5 separate regions of the Homo sapiens genome follow, and regions 1, 2, 4 and 5 are each linked to region 3. A link is a loop called in an ENCODE intact Hi-C map of the cell type or tissue named here. Cell type or tissue: mammary epithelial cell. All regions are shown on one strand. Each heading gives the region's core, and the rest is flanking DNA. Links, peaks and the distances in the headings are about the cores only.

What was found. A loop is a pair of places that touch in the nucleus more often than their neighbours do. Peaks named below come from ENCODE experiments on the same cell type or tissue, not always from the same donor. Only the 100,000 strongest peaks of a DNase experiment are listed, where the experiment ranks them.
Region 1: a loop joins it to region 3, with 8 times the contacts of the local background. A loop is called at or near these places in 3 of 110 quality-filtered maps.
Region 2: a loop joins it to region 3, with 21 times the contacts of the local background. A loop is called at or near these places in 3 of 110 quality-filtered maps.
Region 4: a loop joins it to region 3, with 5 times the contacts of the local background. A loop is called at or near these places in 19 of 110 quality-filtered maps.
Region 5: a loop joins it to region 3, with 13 times the contacts of the local background. A loop is called at or near these places in 11 of 110 quality-filtered maps.

Annotation. Positions count from the first base shown.
Region 1 is chr11:9,858,678-9,865,168 of GRCh38, forward strand. The region is part of intron 17 of SBF2 (SET binding factor 2); the gene reads right to left. The region is part of intron 1 of LOC101928008 (a long non-coding RNA gene); the gene reads left to right. Among named protein-coding and RNA genes, the nearest start is that of LINC02709, 100 kb to the left of the region's middle. RefSeq lists an enhancer at 4,241-4,800. In mammary epithelial cell, for the core only: a CTCF peak has its summit at 3,639 (motif pointing right); a DNase peak (open chromatin) is centred at 3,614.
Region 2 is chr11:10,179,124-10,185,614 of GRCh38, forward strand. The region is part of intron 2 of SBF2 (SET binding factor 2); the gene reads right to left. Among named protein-coding and RNA genes, the nearest start is that of SBF2, 110 kb to the right of the region's middle. In mammary epithelial cell, for the core only: a CTCF peak has its summit at 2,872 (motif pointing right); no DNase peak of the experiment used is centred there.
Region 3 is chr11:10,363,490-10,369,980 of GRCh38, forward strand. All of the region lies in intron 2 of CAND1.11 (a long non-coding RNA gene), which reads left to right. Among named protein-coding and RNA genes, the nearest start is that of CAND1.11, 58 kb to the left of the region's middle. RefSeq lists an enhancer at 3,073-3,572. In mammary epithelial cell, for the core only: a CTCF peak has its summit at 3,344; a DNase peak (open chromatin) is centred at 3,242; H3K27ac peaks cover 613 bases.
Region 4 is chr11:10,205,217-10,211,707 of GRCh38, forward strand. The region is part of intron 1 of SBF2 (SET binding factor 2); the gene reads right to left. Among named protein-coding and RNA genes, the nearest start is that of SBF2, 86 kb to the right of the region's middle. In mammary epithelial cell, for the core only: a CTCF peak has its summit at 3,049 (motif pointing right); no DNase peak of the experiment used is centred there.
Region 5 is chr11:9,754,622-9,761,112 of GRCh38, forward strand. It overlaps LINC02709 (long intergenic non-protein coding RNA 2709), which reads right to left and starts at 4,912. Exons shown (of 3, transcript NR_033972.1): 1 at 4,808-4,912; 2 at 3,146-3,222; 3 at 149-2,277. It overlaps SBF2-AS1 (SBF2 antisense RNA 1), which reads left to right and starts at 3,672. Exons shown (of 3, transcript NR_036485.1): 1 at 3,672-3,882. RefSeq lists an enhancer at 1,951-2,010 and silencers at 3,482-3,881, 4,002-4,121. In mammary epithelial cell, for the core only: CTCF peaks have their summits at 2,221, 3,650 (motif pointing right) and 4,260; DNase peaks (open chromatin) are centred at 1,970, 3,600, 4,280 and 5,230; H3K4me3 peaks cover 1,098 bases; H3K27ac peaks cover 3,795 bases.

The DNA of each region.
Region 1 (6,491 bases), core at 1,369-5,368, 510 kb before region 3:
GGAGGCACTGTAGGTTTAGTGAATATTATTACAATTAGGGCATATAATAAAATCCATCACGATGTAAACATAAAACTCCAGATAATTTAACATTTCTTCTATGGCTTTAGGGTACTCTTTTTAAAGAGACAGCAACTGAAATATGAGTGAACCTACAGCTTGGCCTTACACACAGAATGAGGATATAGCATGAATTAGGGACTCAGGAGAACTGCACTTTTCCTACTGCTCATTCCAGCCCATTACCTCCCCGCCAAAGCTGTTGCCTGGCTCACATACTCTCTAGAAGACTGCCCTGGGCTTCAAGGGCATTTTCTGGTAACCAAATTTGTGCAGGGAAAGATAAACACAAACCAAACCTCCTTCCTTTCAGGGACTTCCTGCTGGGTTTCAGCGTAAGAGTAAACTTAAGAGGTGATTAACAACAGAGGGAAGGAAAATGAACTCTGCAGGCATTTAGAAGGCACTTCATATATATTTAAGTTTGTTTAGTTCCAAAACCCCTGCTCTTTTTATAACACCAAATTGTCTTTCAAAAGAACTGAAAGTAAATCAAAATAAATGAAATGCCAAATTAACTGCCAATTAGCACTTCTGTTTTCCCCTCACTTTATGATTTTGTTTCCCAAAGTAATATTCTACCTTGGAACCTCTGAAAAAAACTTGTATAACATTGCATTTTAAATTTTAATGATAATTTACATTGCCAAATTTCAGTTAGTGACTTGAGTCAACTTTCCAAAACTATTTCTGCCACCTCTAAAAGCTAAGGATGTTTCAAATTTTTAAAAATTCATAATTTTCCAAGAAAGAGTAGGTACCATTTTCAATAAACATTTTTTGGCCCATTTTATTCTTTGGAATTGAGTTCATCTGTTTTCTGTGAGTAGAACTAAAGTTTCTGATAAGTTTTCTTTCGAAGCAATTTAATAAGCTGAGTGTCTTCTCCTGAAATGCTGGACACTGAAGATGATTACTAAGGTTATATAACTGTTACACAACAAAAGTTGGTTCATTTCTTAGGGACGTATACCAGATATATAAGACATCTGGTAAAAATTACACGCTCAATACATGCTAATCTCCTTTTTGGTCTAGAACTGCATACCACGAAATGTAGTACCTGTGTAGTTAGAAGCTGGGTGGTTGTGATTTTGCCTTAAAGAGTCTCTGTGTACTACATGCCATCTGTAAGACCCTTTCAAGATAGGACTGTGTTACTGCTGCTGAGGTAACTGGCTATAACCTCAATTCTCCCTATTAAGTGGCTGTAAGTTGTGGCTATGAAGCAAAAATCAGGAGTTCTTTGAGGGTGCACAGGGATCATTGTTGGATTTCATTATGCCTATCTGCTCATTTAAGAAACAGTTACTGTCTACCTATGGGAAATCATGAACAAAATGTGTGTGGTTTTGTGAGTGCGTAAGCAGAAGCCACACACACTGAATCACAAGCTCCTTCTATACTCTGCATGAAGACACTTGGGACATGGATTACACACTTTTTCCTCCTTCATTTTTTAGTCCTTTACTGTAAGGACCAACAATTGTTTCAGTAGCAGTACACAAGCCTATTTTGAAACAGTTTTTTTTTTTTTTTTTTTGAGACAAGGTCTGGCTTTGTTACCCAGGCTGGAGTGCAGTGGCATGATCATGGCTTACTGCAGCCTCAACCTCCCAGGCTCAAAAGATCCTCCCACCTCAGCCTCCCTAGTAGCTGTAGTAGCTGGGACTACAGGTGTGCTCCACCACACCCAGCAATTTTTGTAGCTTTTTTTTGTAGAAAAATTTGAACCTGGGAGGTGGAGGTTGCAGTGAGATGAGATGGGGTTTTTGTAGAGATGGGGTTTCATCATATTTCCCAGGCTGGTCTTGAACTCCTGGGCTCGAGTGATCCACCTGCCTTGGCCTCCCAAAGTGCTAGGATTATAGATGTGAGCCCCCATGACCAGCCTGAAAGAGATTTTAAAGGCACTAAATTCAAATGAGATAAAACTGTAATTCTCAACTGCCTTTACCATGAGTATACTCAGGGCAGTACCATTTCTTACAAATGCAGCATAACATAATCAATGGCAACTCTAAAAATGTTGAAGTCTTGAAATTATATTCATATAGATAAACTCCAAAAAACTGAGCTTTTAACAAATCCTTATCAGATTCTCACAAAGTACTTTTAGGATAATCAGCATGCCAAAAAAGTTATTAATTAAACATCTTTTATTAAAACTTAACAGAGATGTACAGGAATCTGAGGGTGTAATGAAGCCCCACCTTTCTTCAGTATTTTTCACACTGATGGTGTATATTTGCTTTCCTTGGCACATTTGAGTTGACATTACAGGTTGAATGTCCCTTATCTGAAATACTTGGGACCAGAAGTGTTTCTGATTTTGGAATATCTGCATCATATTTACTGGTTGAGCATTCTAAATCTGAAAATCTGACATCTGAAATGCTCCAATGAACATTTCTTCTGAGTATCATGCCAGCCCACTACAAGTTTAGAATTTTGGAGCATTTTGAATTTTCTTTCTTCTTTTTGGAGACAGGGTCTCACTCTGTCACCCAGGCTGATGACAATCATAGATCATTGCAGCCTAGAACTCCTGGGCTTAAGGGATTCTCCCGCCTTAACCTCCTGAGTAGCTAGGACTACATGCATGTACTGCCATGCCTGGCTAATTTTAAAAAATGTTTTTTGAGGCCAGGCACAGTGGCTCACGCCTGTAATCCAAGCACTTTGGGAGGCTGAGACAGGCAGATCACTGAAGGTTGGGAATTCAAGACCAGCCTGGCCAATATGGTGAAACCCCGTCTCTACTAAAAATACAAAAATTAGCTGGGTGTGGTGGCAGGCACCTGTAATCCCAGCTACTTGGGAGACTGAGGCAGGAGAGTTGCTTGAATCTGGGAGGTGGAGGTTGCAGTGAGCTGAGATCGCGCCACTGTACTCCAGCCTAGGCAACAGAGTGAGACTCCATCTCAAAAAAAAAAAAAAAAAAAATGTTTCTTGAAACAGGTTTTCACTATGTTGCCCAGGCTGGTCTTGAACTCCTGGCCTCAAGCAATCCCCCCACCTCGGCCTTCCAAAGTGCTGGGATAGGATTAGGCCACCAAGTGTGGCCCAAATTTTTGAATTAGATATACTCAACCTGTATCTTCATGTTTATGCACAAACTAAAAGTTGAATATGCAAAAACTAATCTAAATAGTTTGAGCAAAAGTGGGACTATATATGTTCCAAGGAAGAAAAACGGTGCAAGACAGAGTGACAGTGGCCCAAAGGGTCAGAACCCACAGCCTGTTTACTAGGTGAGCATTACAGCAGGGTGAAGTGACTATAGTACAAACACTTGGTGGCAAGACAGACACAAACGGCTATGGCATCTGTGATAGTGGCAGTAGTCTTAGTAAACAGAGAAAATAAGTGCCTGCAGATAAAATGATCTCCTGATATGTGCGTTAGAAATCATTAACCCCCAAATACTTAAAATATTATTCTTTTTCTAGACATGCAGTTTGCCTTCTTTCTTTGTGGTTTCTTGCTTTGTCTGGTCAACCACAAGCAGGGAGCACTGTGTCCCTCAGTGAGGATGGGCAGGGCCATTCCACTGATGGGTGTTCTCAGGACCAGCAGAGGGCAGTATCACTTTATTCTGCCTAGACTCCATCATGGCTTGATCTACAAATTGCAAAAATGGAACTTTGCAGTCAGCTTGGGCTAGAAAGTGGGTGGTAAGGTAAATATTTCAGGTGTTCACTGTGCATTTGAGAGAATCTATAAAGAAAGAGAACTGTTCAGGGTCATATGGTAAGATGAGTAGAACAGATGGGAACAGAAATAAAGCTTTCCATTACTCTACGTTGTTTCTGTAAGATACAAAATGAACATATTTTACAAAACAAACCTGTAATATAATTATGTAGGGAAAGATGTAATGAGACTTTAGGGTTTCAAATTCAGTATAACCTGGGACAGTAGCAGTAATTTTAGTAAACAGAGAAAATAAGCATCTATGGATAAAACTATCTTCTGATTGTGATAATTTATTTAAAAAAATTTTTTTTATTATTTTGTGTTTATTTTATTTTTTTGATTCTAATAATTTCTCTGGTTTGAAGAAAAACTTTCCCAAGACAAGATGGTTTTACAAATTGGTCTGTATACTAGCATCATAATCTTTTAATATTGCACAAAGATGAGATTTAACTCATACTGAGGGTGTGAGATGGTGGTGCTGGTTGGGAATGCTTTTGTCAAATCACATCTCTCTTTCATTCTCTTCAATTCTGGCAACAATATTTACATTTCATAATAATTTTTAAGATTCTGTCCTAAAAAAAAAAGTGGTATTGTGCCATGCAATTTTATGAGATGTTTAAGAATGTGTTGACTTCCTTCTTTATCTAGAAAAAACAGCCCGTGAAGGTACTAGATTAAGCAATGCCATTCATTTTCCACAAAGCTTTCAAAGGAAACCCAGCATGGGACAGGATATGAAGAATAAACTCATGGGGCTCACCAACCAGCAGGCCAGATTCAAATCCAAATAAAGGATGCAAATCATCTGAGAGATGAGATGGTTAAGGGAAAGGTTAAGATATCAGCATGAGGGGCCTGTTGAAGGCCTGTCTGGCTAGACATGTTAGTTCCCCAAGCTCAAGGCTCTCGTTTGGGAGCTCAGGGAAAACCAGATTTCAGGAAAGAAGGCTAGCTGGCAGGTCTTTTCCATAAACATGTAATGGTCTTAAAGAATAATAGAGAGATTCATTGTCTAAATTGCTGGAGATTTCCTATCTAGTTCTGGTCCCTGGAATATAAGTGTACCTAACTAACTGCACAATTCAGGGATGGTGCTAGCAAGTCCTCCTGTGATTCTGCTCTGGCCTGACCAAGTCCAGATATTAAATCACTTTAATAATTAATTTTAGAGCATTTTCTGATGAAATTGGGAGTCTTTCTTTTGCTTAGTCTTGAGAGACAAACAAAAGGAAGACAGGAATAGAAAAAATTGTATCCAAAACCTGGCTTTATCAAATCTTAAACATATTTGCTTTGTCCCTCCCTCTCTCTCTTTTTTTTTTTTTTTAAAGAAAGGACATACAATACATACAAGTCCACTGTATACTTCTCCTGATTCTATTTCTCTCCTATCCTAGAGGTAACCATGATCATGAATTACATATTATCATTCCCATTTTGTTTTTTACCTGTGTATGTCCATAAAGAATACATAAGTTATATTGCAGGTTTTATTCTATCCCTTATTGATGCTTTTCATGTATATAACTCATATTTCATCTATTTATGTGACATCTAACAACTATATAATTAATCAGGAACAAAACACAACTGGCTTATGTAAACATACAACTCAGTTAGCAGGAGCAGAAAGAGAATGGCCTATAAGCAATGAGTATTTAGGATATTATGCTCATTAGTTAGTGGGATTTACAGAATAGTGAGTAATCCATTTAGTTAAATGGGATGACTATAAGCATCTTCTACAGTTTTTCCTGTTTTACTACCTGATACTCAGATTGAACAGTACAAGTATCCTTAAACTCAGAATGGTCTATAACCCTTCTAGATTGCTCAGATCAAGGCATACAATTTCTGCACGAGAGGTATATTCATCCACCAGCATTGTCCAGTATTCACTTGATGTGCCAGATTCTATAAATGTCAGTAGTTGGGATGAATGGATTGAAGTCCTTTTTTATCAAGACATAGTCTCGCCTTGTGACCCAGGCTGGAGTGTAGTGGCACAAACAAGGCTCACTGCAGTCTTGACCTCCTGGGCTCAAGCAATCCTCTTGCCTCAGCCTCCTGTGTAACTGGGACCACAGGCACACACCACCATGCCTGGCTAATTTCTGTATTTTTTGTAGAGATGGGGCCTCACTTTGTTGCCTAGGCTGGTATCAAACTCCTGGGCTCAAGTGATCCTCCCGCCTCGGCCACCCAAAGTTCTAGGATTAATGCCATGAGCCACCAGGCCCAGTTGAACTCTGTTTTTAAACCATTTAGCCTTCTAATGATTCTGTGTCTTAAGTTGTTTAGTAAATATTAAGAGTTCAGAGGATAAATCAATTTCTTTCCTTTGTGGTCCAGAAATTGGTAGACATCAAATCCAAGACTGTTGTCAAGTCCTTTGCCTGGGTTTGGTGGTCTCAAAAATATAAGATATAATCTAAATTCTCCCAATCCTCCCCATTTTTGGCCAGTTTTTATTTATTTTTTTTTTTGAGACAGGGTCTCACCTGCTGCCCAGGCTACAGTGCAGTTGGCACAATCTTGGTTCACTGCAGTCTCAACCTCTGGGGCTCAAGTGATCCTCCCACCTCAGCCTCCTGAGTAGCTGAGACTACAGGTGTGCATTACCATGCCTGGCTAATTATTAAACAAAATTTTTGTAGAGATAGGGGTCTCACTATGATGCCTAGGCTGGACAACTTTATACAAGTAGTACAATGTTGTGTTTCATT
Region 2 (6,491 bases), core at 1,263-5,262, 180 kb before region 3:
CATAGGTGGGAATTGAACAATGAGAACAGCTGGACACAGGAAGGGGAACATCACACTCTGGGGACTGTTGTATGGTGGGGGGAGGCGGGAGGGATAGCATTGGGAGATATATCTAATGCTAGATGAGGAGTTAGTGGGTGCAGCACACCAGCATGGCACATGTATACATATGTAACTAACCTGCACATTGTGCACATGTACCCTAAAACTTAAAGTATAATAATAATAAATTAAAAAACAAACAAAAAACAAAAACAAAAAAACAAAAAAAAACAAAAACAAAACAAACAAACAAAAAAAACTTATTTTTGTCACCTAATGTATGGCCTATCCTTGAGAATGATCCATGTGCTGAGGAGAACATATATTCTGTAGCTGCTGGATGAAATGTTCTATAGATATCTATTAGGTACATTTGTTTTATAGTGCAGATTAAGTGTGATGTTTCTTTATTGAACTTTCTGTCTCGATCTGTCCAATGCTGAAAGTGGGGTATTGAAGTCTCCAGCTATTATTGTACTGGTGTCTATTCTTTAGCTCTAATAATATTTGCTTTATATATCTGGGTGCTCCAGTGTTGGATGCATGTGGCAGGACTTACTCCTGCCATTTTGTTATTTGTTTTCTGGTTGTTTTGCAGTCTTCTCTTCCTTGTTTCCTTCCTGTCTTCCTTTTAGTGAAGGTAATTTTCTCTGGTGGTATGTTTTCATTTATTTTTATTTTTACCCCCTTTTGTTTTGTGTGTATTTGTTGTATGTTTTTCAATTCAAGGTTACCATGAGGCTTGCAAATAATATCCTATAACCAATTACTTTAATGACAAGTTAACACTAATTGCATAAAAGCAAGCAAAAAGAAAAATAAAAACTCTATACTTTAACTTTGTTCCCCCACTTTTTAACTTTTTGTTGTTTCTATTTCTACCTCATTGCTCTGTATATGTCTTGAAAAGTCCTTGTGGTTTTTATTTTTTATTGGTTCATCTTTTAGTCTTTCTATTTAAGAGGAGTTTACACATGACAGTTACAGTGTTATAAGTATTGCCAGTGAGTTTTGTACCTTCAGATGATGTCTTATTTCTTATTAATGTTTTTTTCTTTCTGATGGAGCTATTCCCTTTATCATTTCTTGTAAGACAGGTCTGGTGTTGATGAAATCCCTCTACTTTTGTTTGGGAAAGTATTTCTCCCACGTGTTTGAAGAATATTTTTGCTAGATATACTATGCTAGGATAAAAGCCTCTTTCCTTCAGCACTTTAAGTATATCAGGCCACTCTCTCTGGCCTGTCAAGTTTCCATGAAATAATCTGCTGTCAGACATACTAGAGCTCTATTGTATGTTATTTCTTTCTTTTCTCTGGTTGCTTTCAAGATCCTTTCTTTATCCTTGACCTTTGGGAGTTTGATATTACATGTCTTGATATATTCTTCTTTGGATTAAATCTGCTAGCTGTTCTATAACCTTCTTGTACTTCAATATTAATATCTTTCTCTAGTTTGGGGTAATTTTCTGTTATTATCACTTTGAGTAAACTTTCTACCCCTATCTCTCTCTACCTCCTCTTTAAGGCCAATAACTCTTAGATTTGCCCCATTGGGGCTATTTTCTAGATCTTGTAGGTATGCTTCATTCTTTTTTCTTTGGTGTTCTGCCTGTCTTCAAGCTCACAAATTCTTTCTTCCACTTGATCAATTCTGCTGCTGTTAAGAGACTCTGATGCATTCCTTAGCTTTATTGAAATCTTTCACTTGGTTTTGAATCCAATAGTAAAATCTAACTTTTTCATTAGAACACTGTGGCTGTCATAATCAAAGCTATTCCTAATTTCACAGATATTAGAGGTTTTTCTGGTAAATATGGTCTATCTTTGGAAAAAATAAAAGCTGCCAACTCTCTAAGCACCGAGTACTCATGTCATTACACTCTTCTGATTTTAATGTTAAAATGCTTTTTCTCTAAGTGTCTTTCTAACGCCACTTAAACCATCCTAATTGGAATCTAGGGCTTAGTCTATTAATTTTTTAAGTATCAGAAATAAAGAAAACTTTTTTAAAAATCAGCTTTCTCATATAATACTACTAGCAGAATAGTTTTAGAAAAGCTTTAGCAGAGAATCAAAAGACCAGGGTTTTATTATCATCTCAGCAATTACTAAGTAGCTACATAACACTGAGCAAGCTATGAAATCTGAGATTTCAATTTCTAATTTTTTTAATGAATGAATTTTAGCATTTAAGAAATAAATATAACTTACCTAAAACTGTCACTTTTCTCTTTGGTTTTCTAAATCTTAACTTTATACAAATTTTCCCAATTTTTGAAGTGATTTTTCTAAATTTCTACATGCAGTTCAGATTCTAGATAATTTTTGGCCAGACTTAAAGTATCTTTAAGAGTTAGCCAGAATTAACTGTTTAAAAAAGTACATTTTACTAAGGACTTTTATCTTTATAATTAATCTATGAAATTGTGACTCCCTTTTTAGCTTTCATTACATTTCAAAAGAGGTCAGAAATATTCCCACCATCCTCCTTCCTGGACACATCTCAATTCAATGCAATAGTAAACTATTTCTGAATGTTAAATACAAGTTACATAAAAATTCTCCCAATTAAGAGATATGAGTATAATTCCAAGGCATTTCTTGAAAGTGAGGAAAGTTTAGTGGTGATAATAATTTGCTATAAAAGTAGATACAGCCATATCATTGATAAATTTATATTTGATTAATGAGCTTTTAGTTCTCAAAGACTAAAAAACTTTTCTTCAATAAATACACATATGTGTTTACTTTGTCACCTTAGTAACTCTCACCCTAAAATTTTGTACATTGGTGACTTTTTATAGACACATAAGTACCACTAGAGGCCACCAAATACTTCATCTTATTAAATCAACAGATTTGCAAGTTATTCTGGCTAGCTTAAAGGTACTTTAAATTAAGCTAAGTTACAAGGAGATGACCATACATGGTAATATCCGTAACTGGAAACTCTCAAAGAATTATTCAAAGTCAAGCAAAAAGATGTAAACATATTTCGTACAGTAATTAGGATGTATGGATGTATAGATGTATAATTCGACAAAAAGCTTTATGAGATCAAAATGGGGGGGTAGGTAATATAAAAATTCATTCCTTACGTACCTTTGAAAGTAGACCTAGAGAGATGACCTACAGGAATGACCTAGAGAGATGGTGTTCTCTCAAATTGCTGTTGTCCTTTATAAGCAAATTATGTATTTAAATATACACCTCTCTATATATACATAAATATAAACATACAGATACATAAAATCCTAGAGTTCAGTATTCTTTCTTGCATATCACAAAGTCTTTCACATAATGATTTTAATATCTCAAGTTGGCTACCATTTACAGCAATCAAAACTTCAAGAAAGAAGTCTTATTGTCAAAATCACCTGACTTTTTTTTTGTCTGTTTATTTTAAGACAGGGTCTTACTCTGTCACCCAGGCTGGAATGCAGTGGTGCAATCTCGGCTCACTGCAATCTCTGCCTCCTGGGCTCAAGCGACCCTCCCACCTCAGCCTCCCAAGTATGTGGAACTACAGGCAAGCACCACCATGTCCAGCTAATTTTTCTATGTCTTTTTGTTGTTGTTGTTGTTGTTGTTATTGTTTGTTTGTTGTTTTTTAATTTTTTTTTTTGAGACGGAGTCTTGCTCTGTCGCCAGGCTGGAGTGCAGTGGCGATGTCTCGTCTCACTGCAACCTCCGTGTCCTGGGTTCAAGTGATTCTCCCGCCTCAGCCTCCCGAGTAGCTGGGACTATAGCACGCGCCACCACGCCCAGCTAATTTTTGTATTTTTAGTAGAGACAGGGTTTCACCATGTTGGCCAGGATGGTCTTGATCTCTTGACTTTGTGATCCGCCCGCCTCGGCCTCCCAAAGTGCTGGGATTACAGGCGTGAGCCACTGTGCCTGGCCAGTTTTTCTATGCTTTGTGGAGACAGGGTTTCACCATGTTGCCCAGGGTGATCATCACCCCACATTTTCTAATATACCCAAAATTCTGGCTTGAAGAAGAAAACCTGGCATCTGGCAAAAATAACACCTGAGTAAACTTTGCTCTCCCTTTCTAGGTGAAAGCGCTGCTTAAAGCGTCCCACATCCTCTCATTTCTTCCAGCGTCCTCCTCCTTTCCAATGGTAAATAGTAAAAACTAGAAGGCCCAAGTAGCATCCAAAGATTCTGTAGATCCAAGGGAAACTTCTAAAAAAAATGGGGCTTATTGCTATTGTATTATCCACCTTTTCTGCATGGTTATATACTATTTTTCAAGGTTTTTCAGGAAATCCAGAGAAACTTTAATCAGTCACGGTTTTGACATTCTCTCTAAAAAATCTTGGCTTAACTAAAGGTCTCAAAATCCTAAGTTTTCTTTTAAAAACTTTATAGTGTTAGCTTTTACATTTAGACTATGATCCATTTCAAGTTACTTTTTGTGTATGGTTTAAGGGTCAAGGCTCATTTTTTTCCTAAATGGATATCCAGTTGTTCTAGCACCATTTGGGCTTATCACTTCCACAACTGAATTACATTAGCAACTCGGTCCAAAAACCAATTTATGAAGTCAGGCACAGAATGATAACTACTGTGTGTTCTCATCCATATGTAGAAGCTAAAAACACAAAAAACAAAAATTTGAGCTCATAGAAGCAGAGAGTAGAATTGTGGTTATTAGAGGCTGGGAAGGATGTGGGGAGGGAAGGAAAGGAAGAGATTGGTTAACAGACACAGAGTCATAGCTAAATGGGAAATATAAGTTCTCGTGTTCTGTAGCACCGTTAAGGTGAATATGGTTAACAATAATTTAGTGTATATTTTCAAAAACTTAGAAGATTCTGAACGTTCACAACACAGAGAAATGATAGGTATTTGAGGTGATGGATACACTAATTTGATTCCACCATTATACATTGCATACATGTACTGAAATATCACCCTGTTTCCCATAAACATGTAGAATTATTACATATCAACTAAAAATAAAAGGAAAAAACAAAAAAGATAACACATGCTTTTCTTTCAATAAAGTGGAACATTTCAGAAAAAAGAAATAAATTCATGATATATATGTGAGTTTGCTTCTAGACTGTACCATGGATCTACATGTCTATTCCTTAAGCTAATACCATACTGTCTTGATTATTGAGCCTTATGGGATGTCTTGAAACCAGGTAGTATAAGTCTTCCAAACTTTGTTCTTTTTTTCCCAGATAGTTTTTGGCTACTTGCTATAAAATATGCCTTAGAGATTTATTCATTTCAGTACATAAAGCTTTATTTCATACTGTTTTAAAAAGTTAACTACAGTAAAATATATATAACACAAAATTTATCATCTTAACAATCTTAAGTGGACAGTTCAGATAGTGTTAAGTACATTCACACTGTTGTGCAACTAAACTCCAAAACTCTTTCCATCTTGCAAAATTCACAATCTATACCCACTAAACAACTTGCCATTCCTCCCTTTCCCCAGCCCCTGGCAACCACCATTCTACTTCCTGCCTGTATGAATTTGATTACTCTATGTCTCTCATATTAGTGAAATCACACAGTATTTTGTTTTGTTTTTTATTGTTGTTGTTGTTGCTTGAGACGGAGTCTCACTCTGTCGCCCAGGCTGGAGTGCAATGGCGTGATCTCCGCTCACTGCAAGCTCTGCCTCCTGGGCTCATGCCATTCTCTCACCTCAACCTCCCAAGTAGCTGGGACTACAGGCGCCCACCACCACGCCCGGCTAATTTTTTGTATTTTTAGTAGAGACGGGGTTTCACCGTGTTAGCCAGGATGGTCTCGATCTCCTAGTATTTGTGTTTTTTTGTGATTGGCTTATTTCCCTTAACATAGTGTCCCCAAGGTTCATCCTTCAGGTTGAACCTTGCATAACACAACAAATGTTGGCACATGTTGTAACATGTGTCAGAATTTTCTTCCTTTTTAAGGCTGAATAATATTCTGGGGGGGGGTGTGTGTGTGCGTGCACACGTGTATCACATCTCACTTGTCTATTCATCTGTCTATGGACATTCAGGTTGCTTCCACCATTTGACTACTGTGAACAATGCTACTATAAACATGTGTATGAATATCTGTTTGAATCCCAGCTTTCAGTTCTTTTAGGATATACCCAGAAGTGAAATTGTTAGGTCATATGGTAATTTTATTTTCAATTTTTTTTGAAGACTCTCCATACCATTTTCCATAGTGGCTGCACCATTTTACGTTCCCACCAACAGTGCACAAGAGTTCCAGTTTCTCCCTAATCTTGCTAACATTTGTTATTTTCTGGGATTTTTGTTTTGTTTTGGGGCTTTTTTTAGAGTTGGAATCTCATCTATCACCCAAGCTGGAGTTGCAGTGGTGCAAATCATAGCTCACTGCTGCCTCCAACTACTAGGCTCAGGTGACCCTTCCATCTCAGCCTCCCCAGTTGCTGGGACTGCAAATGTGAGCCACTGTGCT
Region 3 (6,491 bases), core at 1,578-5,577:
TGAAAAAAAAAAAAAAAAAAGGCAATAATAAACCTCTCACCAGGCTAACAGAGAAAGAGAGAGAAGAGAAGAGAGAGAAATTGCCAGCATTACGAATGAAAGAATGAAAGAGGGGACATTATTATAGATCCTATAGATATTTAAAAAACAAAGGAATATTATGAACAACTTTATGTTTAACGGGTGAATTCTAGTATACATTAGAATGGAATAATACCAATTCTATACAAACTCACTTAAAAAATAGAGGAGAAACATCGCCCAACTTGTTTTAGGAGATTAGCATTATCTTGGTACCACAAACAAAACTGAAGACCAACATGTCTCATGAATAGAGGTAACAGATTAAAACCAATGGTAATACTTTGGCAAATTAAAACCAATAATATTTGAAAAAGAAAATATATCATGACCTAGTGGGGTTTATCCCAGGAATGGAAGGTAGACTTAACATTTGAAACAGAAAATCATCAACATCTAAAGATCAGTTAACTACTTACATATATTTCACCTAGTTTTTATATAGTTCTATTTTGTACATTTAAAATTTTAAATAATCTGAAATTAATTTTGGTATATGGGGCTAGGGTAAGAATATAAATTATTGCCAAAGTGTTATTTTTTACAATATCATTTGGTGAGTGAATAACTTGATATTTCTCCATTAATTTCTCATGTTTCCTTTGTCTTTTAAGTAACTAATTTACATGTTGTGTCAGTACTTCTGCCAGTATTATAGTTGTATAGTGTTTAATAATAGTAGTTTTAAAATATATTTTTTATCTGGCAAAGCAAAGGATGTCCCATACTTTTGTGAACATTTTCCCCAGTTCTTTCTTAAAATTAAATATATTTAATAACAGGTAATATATATACTTAGTTTTAAACTCAAATTATAGAATACGGTATACATATTTAATAAATGTTACTAGTTTCTTGTATATCCATCCATAGATATTTTATACATAAACTAGTAAATATGATTTTTCCTGTTTTTAAAATGTATATATACAAATGGTAGCAAACTATGCATGGTCTTATGTATGTTGCTTTTTCACTTAACTTTATATCTTAGAGCTCATTCCATTTTAATATATAAAAAGCTTCCTCGTTCTTTTTTACAACTGCATAGTATACCAATGAATGAATACCGCAATTTATTGAACAGTTTTCTGTTGATGTTTATTTAGGTCATTTCCATTTTCTTACGTCATAACAATAAATAAAAAATAATTTTGTACATATATTTTTAACATAGATACAGGAATATCTGTCAGATTAATTCCTAAACAGGAACTGCTAGTCTAAAAGGCAAGTGCATTTATAATTTTTAAATATTGCCAAATTGCTCTCCATAGAGGCTGTACCAATATATAATACTGTGAAACAATAAGAAATACATATATGTATATACTGGTCTCTGACCCTGGTTCCTGACATGGAGCTCCTAAAACCCTTGTAATTTCTGAAGTGAAAGGGTACTAGGAGCATCTTTGTTCTAATAAAATGACTCTCGGTGGGCTCTTAGATGGGGGCTGTTCTCGAGGAAGACCAAGCCATGATTAGAAGCTTGGAACTTCTGGAGATTGAGTTAATAATGAATCATGCCTACATGATGAAGCCTCCATAAAAGTCCCTGAAGTACAGGGTTTGGAGAACTTCTGGGTGGGTGAACACATCCGCGTGATGGGAGGGTGGTGCACCCCAACTCCACAGGGACAGAAGTTCCTATGCCTGTTCTGCTTTCGGACCTTGCCCTATGTACCTCTTCCTCTGGCTGTCCATCTGTATCCTTATCATATCCTTTATTATATAATAAACTGGTAAACGTAAGTGTTTCCATGAGTTCTATGAGTCATCGTAGCAAATTATCAAACTTGGGGAGGGGGTTGTGACAGCCCTCAATTTGGTAACCTGGGGATCTACTCCTTGTACTTGGTGTCTGAAGTTGGGGGCAGTCCTGTGGCACTGAGCCCTTAACCTGTGGGGTCTGCCGTAACTCAGGAAAGTTAGTGTCAGAATTGAGTTAAATTATAGGATACCCAGTTGGTGCCTACAGAGAATTGGAGAATTGGTTGGTATGGGAAAAGCTCATACACATTTAGTGGCCAGAAACATTATGAGAGTATAGAGAAGAAACGTTTTTTTCCCCCTATGCAAAATACCATCAGCAACGTTTGAGGGTGCCTGTTTACCCAAACTCTTATCAACATTGTTTTCAAACTTTTTGACCATAACATTCTAGGTGGTAAACAGCTTATATTGCCTATTGTTTTATTCACATTACTTTTATTATTGATTTTTAAGTTCTTGTTTACTATTATTTTATTTCTGGAAGTTGTCTTGGAATTTTAAAATATAGCTTTTATAACTAAGGTATAGCACTGATAAGAAATGATAATTTTGTCTTCTTGCCACATCTAGTTTTTGTTTTATTCCTTCATTTATTGCATTGACCTTAACTTCTAGAACAATATTAAGTAATAATAATAACATTGATCTTTTTGTTTGGTTACTGATTTTAATGAAACAATCTGTAGTATTTCAATTTTAAGTAAGATATTGCCACCATTCATTATGTTAAGGGATTTTTCTGCTCTCCCTAAAAATTTGAAAGTTAAAAAAAACCCACCAGAAATGGATGTGGAACTTTATCAAGTGCTTTTCAGAATATAGGTTTGGGTGATTTATTTTCTTAAGGATGAACTGTATAATTTTAATACATTTCCTAATGTCAAACCATCCTTACGTTGTTAAACCCTCCTTGACTATCATGGATGATTTTTTGATGTGCTTTAATTAAATTTGCTAATTTTTTTCCAGATGTTTTTCTGTCCCCATTCAAAAGTGAGACTGGTCTTTGTGTGTGTGTGTGTGTGTGTGTGTGTGTGTGTGTGTGTGTGTGTGTGTGTGTGTGTATGTGCTGTTCTTGACAGGTTTTGTTATCAGGGTTATGATAACCTCATAAAATGAACTGGGCAGCTTTTCTTCTTTGCTTTTTTGCCCAAATTCTTCTCTGCTCTCCTGGCCTGGGGAGAACAAGGCTGGCCTGTGTTCAGACCTGCTCCAGGACCTCTGGTGACCTCCAGCATGTTCCCAGCTCTCTTCTTGACTCTTAGTGGTGTTGTCTCTGGCATCTCTCTGCTTCTCCTCCGGTCTGGCTTCCCAATGTGATCCCCTAACATCTATGGCTCAACCTGAACTGGCCTCTGTGTGAACTCAAGGGAGGGGATTTCCTTGGCAGATGGAGGTTCTCCATGTGCCCCCCATCCCCCCACTTCCTCCAAGAGCTCTCCCAGCTGTGATCTTTAGCTCCTCCTTGCGCTTCTGCCTCTAGCTCTCTGCTGCCCTCTAGCCACAACATCTGTCCTTGTCGTGGCTTTCCGCAGGCAGAGGCATTGAGAATGGAACTCTGTTCAACAGATCCAGTTGAACTCTGTTCAACAGATGTCTCGAAGCCCTTGGAAGTTCTCCAAAGTGACTGGTTTGAAGGGGGTGCTGCAATGAGGCAATGGGTTGTTTTGGCTGCCTCTGAAGAAAAGGGGTGCCAGAATAGACCCAAAGCCTGGACTCTGCCCTCAGTGGGGAACATGAATTACATTGCTGCCAAAGGACAACTCTGAGAAGGCCTGGTGCCGCTGGGCAGGGCAGCTCTGCAAAGTCCGGAGTAGGGAAGGGATCATATTCAGTATGGACCTTTGCTCAGCATGCTTCTTTCCTGTCCTTCCCTGCTAACTGAGACAACATGTATGTCCAGCCTTTCTGTTCAGCTGTCAACTGTGAATGACACCCGATAGTGACTCTTGAGCTATGCTTGGAATTGTCTGGCTTTAGGCTGACACCTTCCTTGCCATCCCCCTGATGCCATCTAAGGCCACGGCCATGGAGAGGGACTTTTGTAAGTATGCTGTTCATCACCATTTAATATCATCTAGTGGTTCTAGAATCAGGCAGATTTGGGTTTGAATTCTGTGCATGCCACTTACTAGCTCTGTGATTTTAGGCAAGTAACTCAGCATCTCTGAGCCAAGTTTTCTCGTCTTTAAAACAGAAAAATAATAGATATACTTGTTAAGCTGGTGTGAGATAACAATGCATATAAAGCACTTGGCCTAATGCTCAACCTAGTAAATATTCTATAGATGTTAGTTGATATGGTTTTGCTGTGTCCCCACCCAAATCTCATCTTGAATTGTAGTTTCCATAATCCCCACGTGTCGTGGGAGGAACCTGGTGGGAGGTACTTGAATCATGGGGGCAGGTTTTTTCTGTGCTATTCTCGTGATAGTGAATAAGTCTCATGAGATCTGATGGTTTTATGAAGAGCAGTTCCCCTGCACACGCTCTCTTGCCTGCCGCCATGTAAGATGTGACTTTGTTCCTCCTTCACCTTCTGCCGTGATTGTGAGGGGCCTTCCCTGCCATGTGGAACTGTGAGTCCATTAAATCTCTTTTTCTTTTAAATTACCCAGTCTCAGGTACTTCTTCATAGCAGTATGAAAATGGACTAATTGGTTAAGATTATTCTTTATCCTGATTGTTCTGTATCTCTCTTGAGAATCAGTGTAACCTCTTCACTGATATTCAAGGCTCTCTTGAGGTTGGGGTCAGTTTATGAGCTGTCTTTCCAGTCTTATCTCCACTACTCTGTTACACATACTATATTAGTCAGCTAAATTTTCATCTCTTTGCCTTTGTATATGCTGTTCTCTCTGCACTCAGAGTAACCTCCTCAGCATCCTTGACTGAGAATCTTCCCAACTGTCGAGGCCCAAGTTAAAATATGACCTACCCCATGAAGAGTTCCTGGCTGCCCCTTGAGAGGTTTTTCTCTGCCTCCTGTAGCAGCACAGCCATTGTAACTATTTTCAGTCAAGAACTGGATGAGATTGTCCCCTGAGAATGAATTTAATGTCAAAGTTTGTCCTAAGTTTTTGTGGACATCCCCCCAACCTCACCCCAATAGTTGATTTCTGAGTGCCTGAACCTGAGAGGTGCTATTGGCTCCAGCATTTCTTTTATTTTTATTTTATTTTCTTGAGACTGAGTCTTGCTCTGTTGCCCAGGCTGGAGTGCAGTGGCATGATCTCTGCTCACTGCAACCTCTGCTTCCTGGGTTCAAGTGATTCTCCTGTTTCAGCCTCCTGAGTAGCTGGGATTACAGGCACATGCCACCATGCCCAGCTAATTTTTGTATTTTTAGTAGAGATGGGGTTTCACCATGTTGGCCAGGCTGGTCTCGAACTCCTGACCTCAGGTGATTCACCCGCCTTGGCCTCTGAAAATGTTGGGATTATAGGTGTGAGCCAGCACGCCCTGCCAGCTCCAGCATTTCTATGTTGGAGGGGTTAGGAGGCATTGCAGTGGAAGGGGAAGCTAGAAGTCTTGTATGGAAAACACACTGATTTCACTTACATTGTATACTTTTTAGGGATGGCTTAGGGGATGGGGGTAAGAGGTTGGGGTCAGGTGGCATTGGCCCTGCTGATGAACCATGGATATTCCTAATCTGTGAGTGAGCCAATGGAGTCCTTAAGAATGGCCGATAACTAAATCAGCTCTAACCTAAGCAGTTGTTGGATGTGAGACTATGAACAAAAGTGTGAGGTCACATGGAGTCTGCAGAGAGACAAGCCAGGCCGCTACCATGCGTTGCCTTATAGCCACCTCCAGATCTTTCTCTGAAAAGCCTGCTAGGGAGATGAGATATTTGGCCTGGTTGGGTAGGCTGGGCCAGCTAGTATGGGTGAAAACTTGAGATTCTTAGGAGTTGAGCTTCTGGTCAAAAGAGAGAGAATGGGTTTAGGCAAGAAAGGGCTTTACTTCTCCAGGGACCTCTCAGGTTGATGGGAGCTTGGCCCAGCTCTATCTACCAAGAACCACGGTCAGGTGGTCAGATTAGGGCTAGAGGTATACCCATCTCTGGGAAGTGAGTTGAGGGCTGCCCCCACGGATCCCATGACTTGGGCCTTACTTTGAAACCTGTGACCTGGTGTCTGGGCATCCTCCCGCTGGATCAATGGGCTGGGTGAGGGAGGAAAACAGTGTAAGGTGAGGGTCAGGGAATGACCCAGGCCTGAAACAGAGTCCCCAAGAGATGCTTGCTCCTTTGGCCTGTTGTGTGAGGCAGCAAAGGATGAGCTGAGCCCAAGGTGGGGGCAGGGTCACAGGCAGAGGACCTTCTAGAGCACAGCTCTGGAAAAGCCTCGTTTGCGAGACTCCAGTCTAGTCCCCAGTACCCAGCCCTAGTCCCTTCCCTACCTTTCTCTCTGAGAAGTTTATTCTTCTCTTAGACCTGGAGGAGTCATGAGTGCTTTTGCCAAATATTTCGTTTTCCCCTCTTCCAGGAACATGATAGGATTGCACTTTTTGGCTCCTTGGTGACCCTTTGTGGCCAAAGGGTTGTGAATGGAAGAGGTGTGAATCATTTCTGGGCCAGAGCATTTCATTGCCAGTACAAGACCCTCCAGAGTGCTCTTTCCACCCACATG
Region 4 (6,491 bases), core at 1,397-5,396, 160 kb before region 3:
TGGTCGCACAACTCTTTGAATATACTAAAACCACTGCATTTTACATTTTAAAAGGATGAACTTTACGGTATGTAAATTATATGTCAATAAAGGATTTTCTTTAATGAATCTCTGATCAGACACAATGGTATAGACTCATTTTTTCTTGCTCTTCCCCACTAAGTATAAGCCTATAAATAACACAGGAGGCAACCAAAGGAGAACTCTGAAAGGTGGTAAGAGGAAAGTAAACTGTTTTGTAACCCTCGGAATGGAGGAACAACACAATGGCAGGACATCTTACCTATCTCTACCAAACAGAAGAAGGCAACCCAGGCCTAGCATGTCCCAATCCCCAGGTTAACAACAGAAGGCAGCCAAGGTAGGCTCACTCATCTCCCAGATCAAACAGAAGTTCCACTAACAACACAGGGAAAGCCCAGAACCATGAGCAGGGGATAGACAGCCACAGTGATAATAAGCAGCCAGGGAAAGCACTTTCCTTCACTCCTGGCCCTGACTCCCTTTCCCCAAAGGCAGATACCATGTGAGTAGGCATCACCAGCAAGAGAGACCCCATCACAATAAGCAGGATGGCCTGGGAAGCCTTTGTCATCACAGGCCTAAGGCTCTCCTACACAACCAAGAGAAACTGAGGTGTCCAGCTAGCACCAGCAAGAGGTATCTCGCTGTATCAAGTAACCTCGGCAGACATTTTGTTTCTATGGGCTTAAGAATTCCCTCCCCAATCCAGAAACACTGGGGTAGTCAGAGGACACCAGTAAGAGAGACTCCACTGTAACAAGCAGTCTGGCCCAGGTAGTCTCTTTGTCCTCATGAGTCAGAATCTCTCATGTACTCCCCAGTGACATCAGGGCAGTGAAATAGCACCAATAATGAACATCGTGCCACACAAAGTAGCCTGGTCCAGCAAAACCTCTTTGTCCCTGTAGCCTGAGAGTCCCCTCCCCCACCAAGAGACATCAAACAGCTCAGCCTGGGGAATGATTTCTGCCACCTCAGGCAGCACCAGTGGGAGCTCTAGTGCTGCCTGAGGTGACAGAAGGGCTATATTTAATGGCCCCAGCATTAAATAAACAAAGAAAACCAAATAACCAAGAAAATCAAAATAACACTGAAAAGGCTCTGAAAATTAAACTGCCACTGGAACAACAGCCTACAAAATTAGACTATGGTCTACATGCTAACTCTAAACACAAAAACTAACATAACAGCCAAAATGTCCAGGATATAGTAAAAAAGCACCCATTACACCAAGAACCAGAAAAGATCACAACTTGAATGACAAAAAGACAATTAACTGATGCCAACACAGACATGAATCAGATGGAAGAATTATCTGCAAAGATTTTAAAGCAGCTACCTTAAAAATACATCAAATCATAAACTCTCTTGAAACAAATGAAAAATAGAAATATCAGCACAGAAATACGTTATAAATCAAACAGAAATTATAAAACTAAAAAATAAAATATCCAAAATTAAAATCTCACTGGATGGTTTCAATAGTAGAGTGAAAATGGCATAGCATAGAATCAGTGAACTTGAGGTGAAATCAGTAGAATTTACCCAGTCTGAACAACGGAGAGAAAACAAATTAAAATATAAAGAACATTGGGAACCCATGGGAGGTCCACAGACCATAACAAAAGATCCACTATTCATATCACTGGAGTCCCAGAAAAGAGGAGAGGAAGAGGGGAACTAAAAGAATATTCAAAGAAATAATGGCTAAAACACTCCCAAATTTGGTGAAGCACCAAACATATTCAAGAAGTTGCGTGACTCTCATACTGGATAAACTCAAAAGAAATCTACACTAAGATACATCATAATTAAACATCTGAAAATTAAAAACAAAGAAGTCTTGAAAGAAGCCAGAGAGAAACATTTTACCTACAGGATAACACCAATTCAAATGACAGCAAATTTCTCATCAGAAACCATGAAGGACAGAAGAAAGCAGCACAACATTTTTCAAGTGCTGAAAGAAAGAACTATCAACTATGAATTCTATTTCCCACGAAACTACCCTTAAGGAATGAGAGGAAAATCCAGACATTCTTGGACCAAAAAAAACAAAGCAAAAAAAACTACACTAACATTGAAGATTGGCTGAAGGAAGGTGTTTAAACAGAAAGGAAATTACAAAAGAAGCAATACCGGAGCATCAGTGGCAAAACAAAAATACAAATCCAAGTCATCCTCAATCTAGTACTTAAATACTTCTCCAGTCCAATAGCTGGTGTTCTGATATCAGCTGGCTCTAAACCTCTTCCCAGGGCAATATTCTTCATGCTTATTCCAACAACCTTTAAGATTGCTTAAAACTTCTCTGTCCTTGAAGCTTACTGCTTGCCTGATTTGCAACCTTTAGTTGCCAGGGTAGGGTGAGGAGGGACCAGAAGGCACTGTCAGAATTGATTCTTTTTTCAACACAAAACTTAATCTGAGTATGACCCTAACAGATAAGTTTAGTCCTAGGGCCCTCTCTCCTAATACTTCCTTTTCTATGGGAAAAAAAAACTAGATCATACAAGGGCAAGCCCAAAGGCACAATAATTAATATTTTTTCTCACTGTAACAAATGGAAAACAAGCTCAACCCTCTCTCACAAGCACTTATTTAACTACTTAAAGAAAACTACTATGTCTTATCAAAGGTAAATATGATATCCATTTCCCTTAACTTCTGAGTACAAGGGCCTATTAAAACACCAGTACATTAAAGCTATCAACAGTAATTATGAATACACAGAAATCATCTAAAATATAAATACCTTCCCATGGTTGATAAACTAATCTAAGAAAGTCCTCAAGAAAAACACTGCCATGTTTTGAAAAGAATACTACATTGGTAATCAGGAGATCTGAGGCTTATCTTAGCTCTGTCACTAACTGGTGACCTTAAGCAAATCCTCTAACTTCTCTAAGCCTTGGTCTCCCACCTGTAAAGTGATCTTAGGTCCCTCCTGGCTCTAAACTTCAGGCACGGTAAACCAACAAAAAATGTGAAATACATACATCTACCACTAGATGGCATAACACTATGATTGCTGATCTGAAAAGCAGACCAAAATCTCCTCCAGATAGATTATGTTGTTAGGAAAACTATACCAGTTTAAATTATACCAATTTAAACTAAGCCTCAATAACTTGTCTGCTGGCAAAGAACTCCCGGCTACTTCATAAACACCTTCATTTTGTATGATGTAGAATGAGAAACCTCTTTCTGAACTTGTTACAGTTATCATGAACCAAACTGAAAATTTACAAAGACATGATTACAGAATTCTGAGAAACTAAGTTTACAGCAAAGGAGGGGGTGAAGGAGGCGGTGAAGACGTGTGGCAGGAAAGAACACAGGTGGAGGGACAGAATGGAGAAAAAAAAAGAAGCTGTTTTTTGGCAATTTCTGCAGTATTATCTATGCCTATCAAGGTATTACGAAAATTATTACCACTATACCACAGAATATTTAGCCTCCCTTGATAATTCAGCAGAGAAAACACTGCCACATTAAAATTTCAGACAAATTTCTTGGAACCAGCTTTAAAAACATTAATATATTGGTAGTATCTATAAAACATTGATCCTTTCAGAAAAAAAATACAACTGAAAATTTAAAACACAATTCTCTATGACTTAACTGTACCACTTTCACTATGTTTAAGTTATATTTACGTTTTCTTCCAATTGCAGATAAGACTAGTACATAGCAAGTGCTTAGTTTCAGCATAGATTTTTTAAATACAACATTTTTAAACTAGGGAGGAAAGTTATTGATTAAAAAACAGCAAAGGCTATTATGTTAATCTTCCTTAAACAAGAAATTCGTATCTGTTGCATAATGCAACTGGACATGATACACATAAATTTCTCATTAAAACTCATTCAATGTGTCCCTATCAATGTATTCCCTAACCCTAAGTCAATAAAGGAGAAGTTACAAAAATCCTTAGTTCTCCAGCAACCTGTGCCTTCAAAATCAAGTAGGCCTTTCTCATTACACAAATACAGGTGACAAATTTCTTCTTCCCAAATACAGTTTAAACATGTCCCCTGCCTACAATGCTCTCCTCTCCACAAATTTGTTTTTTTTTTTTTCCCATCTCTAACTTCCTATCTGCAACTCAAAGTTCACCCTGGAGCATCGCATCTACAGCACAGATAATCCAAGCCGTGTGTTTTCTGCTCAACTCTTCTCTCAAACGCAAACTTCCTATCCTGCAAAAAGCATTACAGATTGTTTATCTGTCCAAACAAGTTATGAGGCTGGTTATAATATACTTTACTACCAGCTGTTTTCCTTAACGTTTCACTCTCCTGAAGACAATCATTTCCTTCTTGTAACAGATAGAGTATTTCTCAAGCTCCCAATGCTGTTTGTACCCCCTATTAAGCATTTCCATAAACACAGCAAATTAATCATGACCAAATTGGGATTTTCTATTATTTCTATAAAATCTGTATCTTCTCTCCCTCCATTCTCTATCTCAGAGAATGGCACGTTATCCATCTAAGCATTCAGTGTCTCCACTAGGATTATGTTCCACTGCATATGACAGAAAACCTAAAACATTAATAGCTTAAACAAGATAAAAGTATATTTCCTTTCATATAAAAGATGTCTCGAAGACAACACTCAGGATCAATGTCAGATCTATGGGCTCAAAGATCCAGCTTCTTCAGGTTCATCACTCCACTATCTACAGGTTTAGACCCTTGTTCTCATGGTTTAATATGTCTGCTAGAGCTGCAAACATCACATCCATGTTTCAAGTAGAAATCAAGAAGGAAGGAAGGAAGCTGGGCACAGTGGCTCATGCCTGTAATCCCAAGCACTTTGGGAGGCTGAGGCAGGAGGATCACTTGAGCCCAGGAGTTCCAGTTCAGCCCGGGCAACATGGCAAAACTCCATCTCTACAAAAAGAACACAAAAATTAGCTGAGTGTGGTGTTGCACACCTGTGGTCCCAGCTACACAGGAGGCTGAGGTGGCAGAATTGCTTGAGCCTACAAGGTCAAGGCTGCAGTGAGCCAAGATTGCTCCACTGCACTCCAGCCTGGGAAACAGAGCAAGACCCCATGCTCCCTTGCACAAAGAAAAAAAGAAAAGAAAGAAGAAGAGAAGAGGAAGAAAGGAGGAGGAGGGAGAGGAGGAGGAGGAAGAGAAGGAGGAAGGTATAGAATATTTTAAGGAGAATTTCTGGAAGAACAATTTCACTTACATATCACTTGCCAAAGCCTTGTCACATGATTACACCCAATAGCAAGGGAGTCTCTTAGTCTCTTAGACAATTGCCCTGCTAAAACACAAGAGTTTTATTTCTAAAGGAGAAAAAAATAGTATTAGGAGACAACTGGCCGTTTCTACCAGAGTCAGCTCTTAGTCTGACAGGTGCCAACACATCATGTAGAACCATCTGTTAACCAAGAACACAGCAGACTCCCCAGGAATAAAACCATGGGTGTGGGGTTGTGAAAGGAATCACAGTATGGAAAGGGCCTCTTGTGGCCAGGCGCGGTGGCTCACACCTGTAATCCCAGCACTTTGGGAGGCCGAGGGAGGTGGATCACCTGAGATCAGGAGTTAGAGACCAGCCTGGCCAACGTGGTGAAACCCCGTCTCTGCTGAAAGTACAAAAATTAGCTGGATGTGGTGGCAAGTGCCTGTAAACCCAGCTACTTGGGAGGCTAAGGCAGGAGAATCGTTTGAACCCAGGAGGCGGAGGTTTCAGTGAGCTGAAATTGCGCCACTGCACTCCAGCCTGGGCGACAAGAGCAAGACTCTTGACTCAAAAAAAAAAAAAAAAAAAAAGAGCCTCTTGCTTGCTCAATGTACATGTGTTTTCAGTACTTCCATTTTGCCCAATCCCAGGTATACTGCTTTTATTTGACAATGTAACACTGCTATGCATGCTCATGTCACTGGTATCCAGTATTTAGAAATTTGTTCTCTATCACATCTAACAACAAAGCCAGTAGCCTTCTCAGAGAAGATACAGTTAGCTCTAAAATGAAGGAGGCTTCACTGTGATTCTCCTGTCAGAGCCTGCCACAAATTCCACATAGCAACCAAATGGCAGTTTTTATAGATTGTTGAGTCAAGAGGTTGGAACAGTACACTTAAAATTTAGTATATCCTGACTTCAAACCCAGAGAGACCCACCAGTTACTGTACTTCTTTTTGGTAGCAGTGAATACAAGATGCAGTAGCTTATCTTCTACTTCAGAAAGGACATCCCAATATATCCCAAAATACTGTTACCTCAGAAATTTCACTAAGGTGTCAGGTCCTCCAATTTTTTATGGACTTCATGTCCCATCATCAGCTGTGTCTTTAGTGTCTTTACAAAGGATCTAAGGTGTCTGCTAGTTCTCTATCACAATGTCCTATCAATTAGCATGATGTCATCACTGTAGGGGACCAGGATAACGTACTGTGGGATAGTGAGATGAACAAAATCCCTACAGACTAAATGATGGCACA
Region 5 (6,491 bases), core at 1,515-5,514, 610 kb before region 3:
GCTAAAAACAACAGCTACCCTCCGGCCCAGCAGTTTCCACTCATTTCAGAGAAATGAGGCTGATGTCCACCAAAAAACTTGTATAAGAAGATTCACAACAGTTTTATTATAATGGCCCCAAACCAGAGACACTCAAATATCCACCAGTAGAGAATAGACAATTGTATTTCCAGACAATGGATACTACACCTAAATTAACATATTACAGAGAGAGGCAACCCGGCTGAATCTCACGGACATCTTGAGCAAAGAAGCCAAACACAAAAGAGCACATACTATATGATTCCTTGTATATTAATTTCCAAGACACACTGCTAATCGGTGGATTTAGAAGTGAGGGTGGGAGGCGGGTGGCTGTAAACTGGGAAGGGACACACTTGAACTTTCTGGGATGCTGTCAATGGGTGGTGGTTACACAGGAAAAAACAGCTTCACACCCAGGATTTGTGCAGTTTACCGTCTGTAACTGCAGTGCCTCTAGAAGCCTGAACTGGCTCACCTTTAAATTTTTTTTTTTTTTTTAAGAAGTCTCGCTGTGATGCCCAGGCTTGAGTGCAGTGGTGTGATCTCAGCTCACTGCAGCCTCTGCCTCCCAGGTTCAAGGGATTCTCCTGCCTCAGCCTCCCAAGTAGCTGGGACGACAGGCGTGTGCAGCACAGCCGGCTAATTTTCGTATTTTTAGTAGAGGTTTCACCATGTTGGCCAGGCTGGTCTCAAACACCTGACCTCAATGATATGCCCTCCTCAGCCTCCCTAAGTGCTGGGATTACAGGCCTGAGCCACTGCACCTGACCTCACCTTTCAATTTCAGATAAGGAACTAGAAGGTGACACGTGAAATCTGTACCGGACTTCTAGGATGCTGTTCATTACACCACCCACCTCCTCTCGGGTCCTGATTACATTTTTATGTCAAACATTTAATTTCTCAGTGCCCCATCACCCAGCTAGTGGCCATGTGCCACCCCTACATACAGAGGAGGGCCCTGACCCTTTCTAGTCCTGTGCTCAGCTTCCATTGAGTCTTCTGAGGCTGCCGAGTCTTTGGCCCTGGGTAGTGGATACATCTGTGGTGGACACTAAATTCCAAGCAGGGCTACACTCAGCCTCCTTTTCCTGTTCCCACCACACACAGGCAGTCCATGGTCTCTTAGGATTGTGCACCCACAGGAATGCAGGCCTTTGTGTTTATATCCCCCTCAACAGTTCACAAGGGCCAGCTGAGGTCCAGCAGGACTTCAGGAGTGGGTAGACGAAAGCTCTGTCTAGCAAACCCCATTCTGTTCAGTCCCCAAGACCCGCAGCCCACTGCCCCCTCCTCCTCCTCATCGGAAGTCCTCGTTTCCTGTCCCATTTCACCCTGCCTCTCCCCCCTCCGACAACACTTTCTGCTTGGACCAGCAGCCCATGGGGGTTTCAGGGAGCAGTCTCCCTGCCCCACTTTCTGCATTTTCCCTCTGCTCTCAGGTTCCCTTTTCTTCCTGATGCATGGGACCAGGACGATCCTGAGCAGCTCCCCTGGGAAGACTGTTCCCCCCACAGGCTGGTTTCAGGGGATACCAGGACTGCTGCACCTCCACACTCATGTTTTCCACTCCCCTCAAAGTCCAGGCTGATAGGAGAGCAGCGTTACTGTCCAACTCTGCCAAACGTGTGTCTCCATTCCCATTTGGAGGGTGTGTCTGGAATCCTTGTTTACAAGGTGTAGAGGTGGAAGAGTTCATCCCAGAGCCCCATGGCCCTGTACACCTCACTGCAGTTAGCTGGAAGATGGTTAAAGCAGTGAGTGACTTTTTTTCTAGAGCTGTTGCCCTCCCAGCCTGGGCTACAAACAATCAGTGCTTGAATCTTCCTGCCTACCCCCACCCCAATCAGGCCTTTAGGGCACTAAGTTGGAAAGGAGCCTGGACTTCAGAGTCAAACAGGCCTGGGCTCTACTGTGGTTTTACCTTACTGTGTCATCTTGGGTGGGTTAGGATACTGTACAGGTGATGTGTCCTCAGGGTGTCACACCTGAGGCACCTGGTGTTTTGTCTTCATGCATGTTCTTTAGAAAGTCACGTGGAGGGGGTTTTCCATCTGGGCTGGGCCAGGCCACTTAATGGGCCTGTCGCTGGTGGGCTGGCCGGTTCTGAGAAGATCTGGCAGGTGACTGCGGTTGGTCAGCCATTCAAGGCTACTACTGGAGAGTCCGGGAAATACCTCAGGTGCTCTCTGCATTTCCACAGGCAAGTCTGTAACTTCTGAGGTGTCCTGCAAAGGCAGGTAGCTGGCAAATCTGTGAATGGATGAGTGCACAGAGGAGGTCCCAGGTGAGGGTGACAGCCCAGCAACACACTTCCCCAGTCACACCTGCTCTTTGGAAGGTTCCAGCAAGGCTGTGGAGAGGACCCAAGGGCCTGTGACTGCCACCTCCCAGTAGACCCCAAGGACCTCCAGCCTCTGCTCTCCCCTCAAGGGTCCTGTCGCTCCCTTGGTGGCCATTAGCTGTGGTGGCCAGAGCTGTTCTCCACTCTACCTCCCAGGGCCTCTATCAGCAGCTGACGGTTCCTGCGGCTTGTAATGTTCCTGCTGATCTGCCTCACTCACTACCCGTCACCGCTGATGAACTTTCCCAAAAGTCAGCCCAGAACTCCTTAAGGGAAGGGGCAGCCTCGTTGTGGTAGTTCCAGCACCCTGTACCAAGCAGGTTCTTAGTAAATGCTGACTGTTGAGTGGCCCCTTTCTGAAATAAATTCCTTGTTCTCAAATATATCCTGGATCTGGTCCCCTTGGGTCCAATCAGCGCTTGAACCAGACAGCAATGACTGACCACCTCTACTCAAGAGTTTCTGGTTTATTTGGAGCCTCTACCCCACCCAACCCTAAGGCTGGGAACCCTTTTGCCTTCCTTTTTTCTTAAAGGAAGTTAATCCCAGCACATGTGAAAGATGGACCATCCATCCCAATGCCTCATGTCCTGGGCTTCATTTCTCCATTTCTCCCAGGGCACCCTGGGAGTCTACATGCAAACAGAGATACTAGAAAGTTAACTTCCGGAAACCCCCTTGATAGGCCAATTCGTCCCCTTTTCTCTCTCTCCATGTGATTTTTTTTTTTCAAAAAATATCTTTTGTAGTTTTTTTTTCCTTATCACCAATACATACCCAATGTGGAAAACTGAGAAAAAGCAGGTTTGTAAAAAGAATAAAATGCTTCGCCATAATCTCACTCTGCAGACAACCTACAATGGCAAAAATCGCAATTAATTTTGCACCAACCTAATACTAGGATTTCAGTGCACAGCCTTCCAGGCCTACATTTAGGTTTGTTTGAAACAGGAACATGCGGTTCAACCGCCAACCTGAGCCCGCGTCCCCTAAGGCCAATACCACCATCCTGACCCTCCTTGGGAGGTCCTGAAATGACCCCAGTTCCAGGGGCAACGAAATGCATACGCTTTCGAGGGAAGGAGGGGAGGAAACGACCCTGTGGCGCAGGTCTGCACGGCCAAGGGGGTTCCCTGAGCTGGTGGAGCGGCGTGGCGTGGCCTAGGAAGTCCCTGGGCGAGGGAGGCGGGGCGCGGCGTGGTGGGGGCGACTGGGTGGTGCAGGCCTGCGCACGCGCGCAGCCGTGGGCGGGACGGGCGGCCTGGGGGCTTCGCCGCCAGGTGGCAGGCGTGCGCCACGCCCGCAGGTTCCAGCCCCGACCCGGGCGCGCGGGGCCGACTAGGGTCGGGTCCAGTGTGCGGTGGTCGCTCCGCTCCGGGCCGCTCCGCTCTGGGCGTCAGGGCGCGGGGAGCTGCCCCGGGGTTCTGTCCACCGGGGAGGAAAGCCACGAGCACTGAGCGCCTCCTGAGAGCCAGCCCTGACGTGAACTCATTTTATCTGCCACGACCCAGAAGGTGGGCGCAATTTTCCTATGTTCCAGGTGTGAAAAGTGAGGCTCAGGGAGCTAGGCAGTTGCCCAAGGGGACACAGCAGTGACGGCTCTGGGACGAAGCCCAGGTGTCCAGACGCGATGGCCTCTTCCCGCGTTCTCGGCGGGTACGGCGCGCCGCCTGCCTGCGGCCCGCGGGGAGGTGGTCGGGTGGCCGCCCCGGCTCCTCCTCGGGCCCCTGAGGATTTCCGGCCGGGACCCCGAGGAGGGCCCTGTGGCCTTGCGGCATCCGTGGTCACGATTCCAGCCCCACACGGCCTCCCGCCAGTCCCTGCGAGTGCCCAAGACGGGGCCGCCCCTCCCGTCTCCTCCCTTCTCTCCCCTCCCCGGCGTCTCCCGCCGAGGGCGCTGCAGGCGGCCTGGTTGGGATGAGGGCGGGCAGGCGGCCCACAAGCAGGGGCCTGTTTCCTGACTCGTTTGACCCTGGCTGTCCCTGCGGAGGCCCCAGCAGACCCAGCAAGGTCATCTAGGGCGAAATTCCAGTCTGAGCCCTGAGCAGTGACTTAAGTTTTCCCGATAAGGCTCAAGAAGGGACACAGATTGTCCTCCCCACACCCCGCACTCTGTCAGCACCTCCACTCTGGTGAAGCCTCTGCTGCAGACAGCCCGGCTCGAGAAGAGACAAAGATAGACTTGGGACAGATAAGGACAGAGACAGCCAGGGAGAGAGGGGCAAGGAGCTCAGAGGTGAAGATGGGGCCGCGCCGATGGGGAGGCAGCGGGTCTGCGGCCGCCGAGATGGGAAGTGGGCCCTGGAGCGGGCTTGCCGAGCCTACGACCGGGGCTGGGATGTTGGAGGAAGACGCGGTCATGAGGGCTGAAAAAGAAGGGGTTTTTGGTATGGTAGAAAAATGGATTGGGCTGGCAGCTCGAAGGCCACAGCCCTGTACCTCTGGGCCTGGTCTCGTGTGTGCACCTGGGACCGGTGGGTGAGGGGTGATGTAGAGTCAATGAGGGACGAGCTCGCTGAGTCTCCAGGAGGCAGGAGTGGAGAGGGCGAGGGAGGGAGGGTAGGACCTGTATACCTACGGTGGAGGGGGCAGGCGGGGGACAGATGCTGCTGGGCCAAGACTACTGAGTCTCTCCTGCCTGCTGGAGGTCCCTAGCTCAGGACTTATTCCATGCACACTCTGATAGAATATTTACGCCCAACACTAACTGTTTGGCTTGGCAAATAAGCAAAGCCATAAAGTCACAGCTGGCCTGTAGGCTCCCAGTCACCATGTGCAGCTGAGTCACAACCACTTCCCCCACCCCCTGGGGAGCAAGCGCCTATGCTCATGCCTGCACTCAGACACATATCCACACAGATACCCACAGATGCCGCGTGCCACTGAGTCATAGCTACCTCCTCAGAGAGCACGTGCCTGCATGTACTTGCACACAGGTCCCCACAGATGCCATATACACCTGAGTGTGAGTCATCATCACCACTGAACCCTGAGGGAGGGCACCCAGAGTGTGTTCTGCCATCCTTGCTTAGAGATACCCATATACACACATATACAGATATGTGCCCACCACACATCCTGTTGTACCTGCTGCATCATACCAGCAGATCAATAAATGTTTGTGGAATGAATGAATGAGTAAACAAATGAATGAACTAACAAGTGAAAACGTGAGTGACAACCACACTGCGTGGATACTCAGTAAAATTGGTTGGGGCAGCCCTGCGGGGTGGGTCCCAAGCTCTGTGTCCAGAAGGAGTTGTCTTGCTCCAAATATATCCTCTGTGGGCGGGCAGGGAGCCAGGGCTGCCTCCCAGACCCTGACTTCACTGGGCCGGAGGCCCAACCTCTGAGGAGTTGAAGAAAATTAACAAAGAAGAGGCCCTGGCTTTCTGTAGCCAAGGCTGAGCTGTGAGATGAGTTGGTGGGGGCATGTGTACTCTGGAAATACCACTTACTCAGAGACCTGAGATGCAGGACAGAGTGCTCTGCTGAAGGGCCCAGAGAGGACTGGTTCTGGATTGGGCTTCTTGGGAACTCTGCCCCAAATGTGCAGAATGTGCAGGAGGCCTGGTTCCACTTGAGATCTGGGGCAAATACAGTGCTTGGGCTGAGCTGGTGATTGCAAAACTGAGGCCCCCTATTAGACAGTTTTCCATCTAGGCCTGCCCTTCTGGCTTGGGCTTGTTCCCAGAGCTGCTTTCCTGTCTCTCCCTTGAATCTTCTTTTCTGAAGCCCCTGTGTCTCTGCCCTAATTCATCATCTGGAATATTTTAATATTACCCCAACTGGTCTTCCCGCCTTTAGACAGTAAGACCTATCTATCTTGCTTATAGCTGTCAGAGTTATTTTTCTAAAATACAGGTCCAACTATATAACTTTCCTGTTCAAAATCCTTCCATAGCTTCCCACTTTTCAGCATTAAAGTTGGATGGCCTCAGCCCTGTGATGAGATCCTTCATGACCTTACTCCCCTCTACCTGGAGGTTATGAAAGGGTAACATGTGGATGGATAGTTGTTGGTTATATGGATCGATGGGTGATGGGTGGACTCTAGGATAATGGATGCTTATAGGGATGAATGGACTAGTGGACTGATCTGTAGACAGATGATTAGAAGTAT